2 separate regions of the Homo sapiens genome follow, and region 2 is linked to region 1. A link is a contact called in ENCODE Hi-C or POLR2A ChIA-PET data. All regions are on one chromosome and are shown on one strand. Each heading gives the region's core, a stretch centred on a gene start or an enhancer-like site at or near the end of the contact. The rest is flanking DNA. Distances are from core to core; before and after follow the strand shown.

Region 1 (3,487 bases), core at 580-3,079:
CAAAATGTAAAACTTTTGTGCTTCAAAGGACACCATCAAGAAAGTGAAAAGGCAACCCACAGAATGACAGGAAATATTTTGCAAATTATGTATTTGACAAGGGATTTGTATTCAGAATATATAAAGGACTTTTATAACTCAATAATAAAAAGACAAATAACTAAAAAATGAGCAAAGGATCTAAATAGACATTTCTCTAAGGAAGATATAACAATGATCAATAACCACATGAAAAGATGCTAGCTTTTGCCATCATTGGTCATCAGGCAAATGCAAATCAAAATCACAGTTGTAAAGTGACAGATACCAGATACCACTTACAACCACTATAATGGCTAGAATAAAAAATTTAGATAATAAATGTTAGGACATGAAGGAATTGAAAACCTTCACACTGCTAGTGGGAATGCAAAATAGTGTAAAATGTTTTGGAAAATAGCCTGAAAATTCCTTGAATGATTAAACTAGAGTTAGCAAATGACTCAGCAATTCTACTCCTAGGTATATTCCCAAGAGAAATGAAAACATATGTACATACACACACACACACACACACACACACACACACACACACACACACACTTGCACATGTTTATAGCAGCATTGTTTATATGAGCCAAAAAATTGAAGCAACCCAAATGTCCATCAACAGATGTATAGAAAAAAATGAAATATTATTAAACCCTAAAAAGAAATGAAGTGTTGATACACACTGCAACACAGATGAACCTTGAAAATATTATGCTAAGTGAAAGAAATCAGTCATAAAAGACCACATATTACATGATTCCATTCATATGAAATGTCCAGAATGGGCAAATCTACAGAGACAAAAAGTACATTAGTGTTTGCTTGTGGTTGGAGCAAACGAGGAGACAGGCAGATGATATATAAAGGGTACAGGGTTTCTTTATGAGGGTGATAAAAATGTTCTGTGATTAACTGAAGTGATAGTTGCATGTATCTGTGAATATACTAAAAGTCATCAAATTATACAATTTAAATGAGTGATTGCATGGTATCATGGTTAATTTTATGTGTCATCTTGGCTAGGTCATGCTACTCAGATATTCGGTGAAAATTTATTTTAGATGTGAAGGTATTTTTAGATTACATTAACATTTAAATCAGTAGGCTTTGAGTAAATCAGACATAATACTCCCCCCATAATGTGAGCAAGCCTCATCCAATTAGTTGAAGACCTTAATAACAGACTGACCCCCGCAAGCAAGAAGAAATTCTGCCAGCAGACTGCCTTTGGAGGTGAACTATATAATTCTTCCCTGTATCCCTAGCCTGCCAGCCTACCCTGAAGATTTTGGACTTCCCAGGCCTCCACAATCACATGAGCAATTCCTTAAAATAAACCTCTATTTATATATGTTATATATATATAACATATATATATATAAATATCATATATGTATATACACATATACACAGACACATATACACACACATATCCTGTCGGTTCTCTTTCTAGAATCCTGATTAATACATATTTGAGTTACGTCTCAGTAAAGCTGTTTAAAAAGTGAGGGAGCTCAGGGAAAGTGAAGCTCATTAGCCACCCAAGATTCCACAGCTGTAACATGGTAGAATGGAAAGCCTCTCTGTTTACTACAAGATGACACAGTGTGTTATTTGTGTCTTTGTTAACTCTGGCCAAGCACGGAGTGCTGTTGAGAAGTCTGAGCTAAGACTAGGATGGAGGTATTGCCAGTACAGAAATGGGGACCGGCTGCAGAAGGGATGTTGAATAGGAGGTGTCAGGTTCTGCTGGAGGAATGATATTCAGTACGTTTAACAACTGGTATGGCACAGACATCAGCCTACCAGAATGGGCCCTGACCCACCTAGCTGGAACTGGACTAGATGTTCTCACTAGCTTAATAACATTCCTGTCCTCTAAAAGGGTATTATCAGAGGCATTTTCATTTGGACAAGTATTCATCACATAGTGGCTTATTTATTATTTCTTTCATCACTGTATCCCGGGGATGCCAAGCCATAATGAAATGATTTTTGCAGTTAGTTACTGAACCACACACACACTCTTTTTATAGTAAGAAAACATTGCTCTAATATAAAAAATATTTATTTACTTTATGTTTTAACCATTTTTCAGAAATTACAAATTTTTTGCTTTTCTGAAAAAAAGTGAACAGAATGAAAGATTTTCATGCATCATCATTATCATCAAAATAATGGTAGAATTCTCTAGAGTAAGGTAGGAATGCCTCCAAGGGGTCATTGAGGTATTCCAGGCACGTTGCTTATATATTAAATGGCCCTGATGCCTTTTGGGTTATTATGCCTGACTTCAAAAAAGAAATAACTATACTATATCTCACTTCATTTTTAGACTGTTAAACTTGCCACAATTATACTTCCTAACTTTTACTAGGTCCTTCCACTGTTGGACACTGAGACATTAGGAATCTAATATGTTATGATTTTGATTAATGTGCCTTAACTTTAGCACATGGTCTCTGTGTCATTTGTGTTGTTCACTTAGATGCCCTTGACTGCCTTTTCCAAAATTCCTCCTACATTTTTTTTTTTAATGTCAAGACTACCGAATAAAGTAAACTTTGCTTGTAGTTATGCAGCACTGATCAGCTGATGTGTTTAGGTAGCATTTTACAAAGCAGCAATCACCTGTTAGTTAGAGTCTTTTTGAACCAGTGTCTAGTTTTATACATTCTATCACCATTCTCAACTACTTATATGTATTTAGCCTATGGGAGATTGATTGACATTACCCAAATTCTCAAATGATTGATTTAATTATTTTCTACATTTATGTAATGAATTTAATGGAATACTATGAGGCACAAGACAATACAGTGTTCAGGAGAAGATCTAGTCACACCTCCTAAGCAGCTTATGGTGCCGAGTCCAAGACTATTGTGTTACTTAAGCTTATTTTGGATGTTATGAATCAGCCTGGGAAGAAACCCAGAAATGAAGCAGAGGACATGTCATCGCTTTTCCTACCAAGTCTTAACTCTCCCTCCACATAATGTTCTGTCCTCTGAAGTTGGAGCTCTGAAGTTGAAAGGTGGAATAAAGTTATATCTGGAAAAATAGAAAAAGATAAAACATTGCCCTCTGAACCCACAATAAAGAAAGAGAAAAAGCCACTCATTTTGTATCTTACAGAATACAACTCTACAGCAATCAATATATTTATCATTGCTTTACAGGACTCCCAGAATCAGGATAGCTAGAAACCAAGAATTAATCAGAAAGTTTTCTGATGCTCACTGAATCAGGGAAAAATAACTGCTTTAGTCTCCTGGGAAGTATTTTTTCAGGCTAAACCTTTTTTCCTAATATTACATATTTCTAGAAACTATAAAACAATTAGAATGCCCCATGTTTTTACTTATTCATTAATTTGCTTATTAATTCACTTAACATAGGCTATTTCTTCACTTACGTGCAATTTGTATAATGCCCAAAGGTACTGGGATAAGAGACA
Region 2 (3,487 bases), core at 592-3,091, 120 kb before region 1:
TGAGCTGATTCTCTTTGTTACTGAGTTGCCTATTTTAGTAATTTTGAATTAATGAATCTAGTTTATAGGCCATCTTTAAAATATATACGGAGGAGGCAATTATTTTACACTCTAAATTGAAAAGAATATCTCTATTTTTTTTAAAAGTAAATGGAACAGCATAATAGTTGGGAAATATTTTAAAGTATCAGTCAATAATATTATTTGAACCCAATTATGATTTTGCTAATTATGCTATATTAACTTGAACATATATTATCATATACATCTTACTATATTATACATGTATACTTACACAATATATTACTATATTAACTTGATAAATTGTTTTTAGTATGGGTTATAGGAAACAAACTCAGTTTTGAGATATACCATAAGTATAATTCTTTATATGTATCTTTATAGGTACCAAAAGGGCTCAAAACGTTTATTGAGATAAGCCCAACTTCCTTCTTCTGGCAAAAATTAACAAAGGTATATAAACACATGATACCATGTCTAGCACTCATATGCACAAAAATTTTTAACTATGATTTACTAGAATATATAGAGACATATATAAAGACATATAGAGAGACATATATAGAGACAGGCTCACTGTGCCTGTGTCTTCAGCTGTAAAATGAGAACAACAGTATCAACCTCAGAGTACTAATGAGAATTAAATGTACTTACAAACATACATTTTTAGAATTTAGCTTGGCTTAGAGTAAGCAACATACAAGGTTTATTAAGTTATTATTATTAGCATCTTTATAATCTCAGTCAATCCCCAAAACATTTTTCTGGGGTAGCTTAAAAAAAATTTTCTATATAAGAAAACCTAAGCTTTGAGAGATTAAGCATTACAATTTACCTAAAGCCACAGAGTTAATACATGGCAGAGCAGGGATTTGACTAATTCCAGGCTTTCTGACCACTTCATAGTGATCAATACTCCTCTTAAAATACAGCAAGCAGAACTGGTCACAATGCTACAAACATAGCAAAGGATTCTGAAAAGTTTGCTTTCAAAATCTAGTCTAAGAGACAGTTCAATGAACTGTGGCAAACTAACCCTTAGGTAACGGGCATTAGATAATGGTCCAGCTTCTCTCATCATGAAATTATAAAATTATTCCTAAATCTAAATTTATAGAAATTTACCTTTTCTCCTTTTAAATATTTTTAAATTAAATATTTTTAAAATTTAATGTTTACTCGTTATTCAACTCTATGCATATTTTGAAACTGATACTCAATCATCTAAGCTAGTATGTATGTCTTCCAGTTTTTGTCAACTGGAAGTTTAAATAATATGCTTTCTATATTTCTATTGAAGTTTTTAATAAATTATTAGGGAAGACTTGGTCAAGGATAGAGTTCTGGCTTTAGACATTCAAGTTCTAAATTCTTCTGCACTTTTCCTCTACTCACCACCCAGACGAAACTGTACTGGCTTCACAATAGCACTACATGCCAGCTTAGGCGATAAAGGCATCAACATGACCAGCTTTATCATGCCAGTAAAATGTTAATGGGTCCTACAGCTTATCCACTTTTAGAAAGGTGACTGAAGAGGAAAACCAACTAATAGAGATAAACCAGCAAAAAGGGGTAACCTTATAAATTAGAAGAGGAATGTTTTAACGATTATATTTTTCACCATTTATATTGGGGAGCTATGAGGGTTTTTTTCATTTATAATACTTGTTTTCTAAATTACAAAAGGAATGTATGTTTTTTGAAAACAAAATTAAGCAATATGACAATATGGAAGAATAGGCCAAGTGCAGTGGCTCATGTTTGTAATCCCAGTGTTTTGGGATGCCAAGGCCAGAGGGTCACTTGAGCGTAAGTGTTCAAGGTTACAGTGAGCTATGATCATGCCACTGCACTTCAGCCTGAGTGACAGTGACACAGCAATATCCTGTCCCTAAAATAAAATAATAAAAGAATAAAAAATTTTAAAAGGGAAAATATTTTTTCTTTTTAACGAACCTCATTGATAACCTCTGTTAATAATTTGGCATTTTTAACGTTAGTTTACTGTCTTGAAGGTTGCATCTCTATAGGTCTCCCCAAATTGTCAAATATTATTTTCTAGTTATATACCTATGTTACTGTGCTTTGCTAGAGATATATATATATATATAATGATTCTATTCTAGTTATATGTAGTATACATATATAATACTATGTGTATATATAGTATACATATATAATACTATATATATACTATGTGTATACATAGTATACATATATAATACTATGTATATATATACTATGTGTACACATAGTATACATATTATACTATGTGTACACATAGTATACATATTATACTATGTATATATATACTATGTGTATACATAGTATACATATATAATACTATGTGTAAATACTACAGCTCTTCATTAAACTGTAAAGAAATATTTATATTCAAGAAATTCATTTCTGTTAATATTTCTACCATCTCACTCTCTGTATAACCATATAAATACTATGCTACCAATATCAGTTTATATTCTAAATAGAACAGTAGCTACAATTTATTGAACATGTAATACTTTCCAGGCTGCAAGCAATTTTATTCATCCAAGCAAACCTGTAAGGTAGAATTTATTATCCACATTTTATAAATGACATTCTGTCTCAGAGAGACTAATCATTTTACCAAGACCACATGGCTAACAAGTGGCTAGAGTGGAAACCAGAACTCAACCCTGATAACAAATCCAGCATCTTAATCACTGCGCTGTATTTGAATCCCTCCATCAACAGATCCTGCTATCACTATGTTCATAATTAGGAAAAATTCAATTTCTATTGATTCCATCCTTCTTTCCATATGGAGTATGGATTAAAATAAATGCACAATAATCTAAGATATATCTCAACCTTAGCATTACTGACATTTTGAGTCAGATAATTCTTTCTTATAGGGAGTTGTCCTCTGAACTGTAGGATGTTTACCAACACTCCTGAACTTTACCTAGCAGATGTCAAACCAGTAGCACTCTTCAAGTCCTAAAAACTAAATAATATCTTCAGGCAGGGGCAAAATTTGGCCCAGTTGACAATCAATGCAATACCCTACTTAAAAACATGAAAAGTCACAGCAAGTAGAAGCAGAATAAAAGATTCAAGTTCTTGCATGTTTTATTTGCAGTTTAAAATCGTATTTTCTTCTGTGGAGATTATAATTGTAAAATTTAGTACTTTGAGAAGAATATGTAGCATCTGATATCATTATAATGCTTCTCTGATAGCTATTTATTATACAAATTAATTGTTAACTACATTAGTTAAAAAATTCCAGGTGCAACTCTTCAGATTAATAGTCCATTTCATCACAATGTTAACTACAGCAAAACTTCTTTTCTTGCCCAAAGTGCCACAAAGAGGTTTCTTATTTATCCCAACTCATGAAAAAGTATTATATACCATCTCTAAGGCAGGGATATCCTTTTAGAAGTTCAGTGTTCTAACTACACTCTGTTCTGTTTTT

The links. A loop is a pair of places that touch in the nucleus more often than their neighbours do. ChIA-PET counts read pairs that join two places held with the same protein, here RNA polymerase II (POLR2A). Pooled maps may share reads with other maps.
Region 2: a loop to region 1 is called in a pooled map, with 3 times the contacts of the local background. The contact joins two enhancer-like sites. A Hi-C loop is called at or near these places in 1 of 50 pooled maps. POLR2A ChIA-PET finds 5 or more read pairs at or near these places in 2 of 52 experiments (PC-3 and activated T-cell).

Annotation. Positions count from the first base shown.
Region 1 is chr12:20,272,438-20,275,924 of GRCh38, reverse strand. No RefSeq gene overlaps it. Among named protein-coding and RNA genes, the nearest start is that of PDE3A, 94 kb to the left of the region's middle. Within about 2 kb of position 1,829, at least 2 of the 41 ENCODE cell types and tissues checked have a DNase peak (open chromatin) inside an H3K27ac peak, as active enhancers do.
Region 2 is chr12:20,394,337-20,397,823 of GRCh38, reverse strand. All of the region lies in intron 1 of PDE3A (phosphodiesterase 3A), which reads right to left. Among named protein-coding and RNA genes, the nearest start is that of PDE3A-AS1, 26 kb to the right of the region's middle. Within about 2 kb of position 1,841, at least 2 of the 41 ENCODE cell types and tissues checked have a DNase peak (open chromatin) inside an H3K27ac peak, as active enhancers do.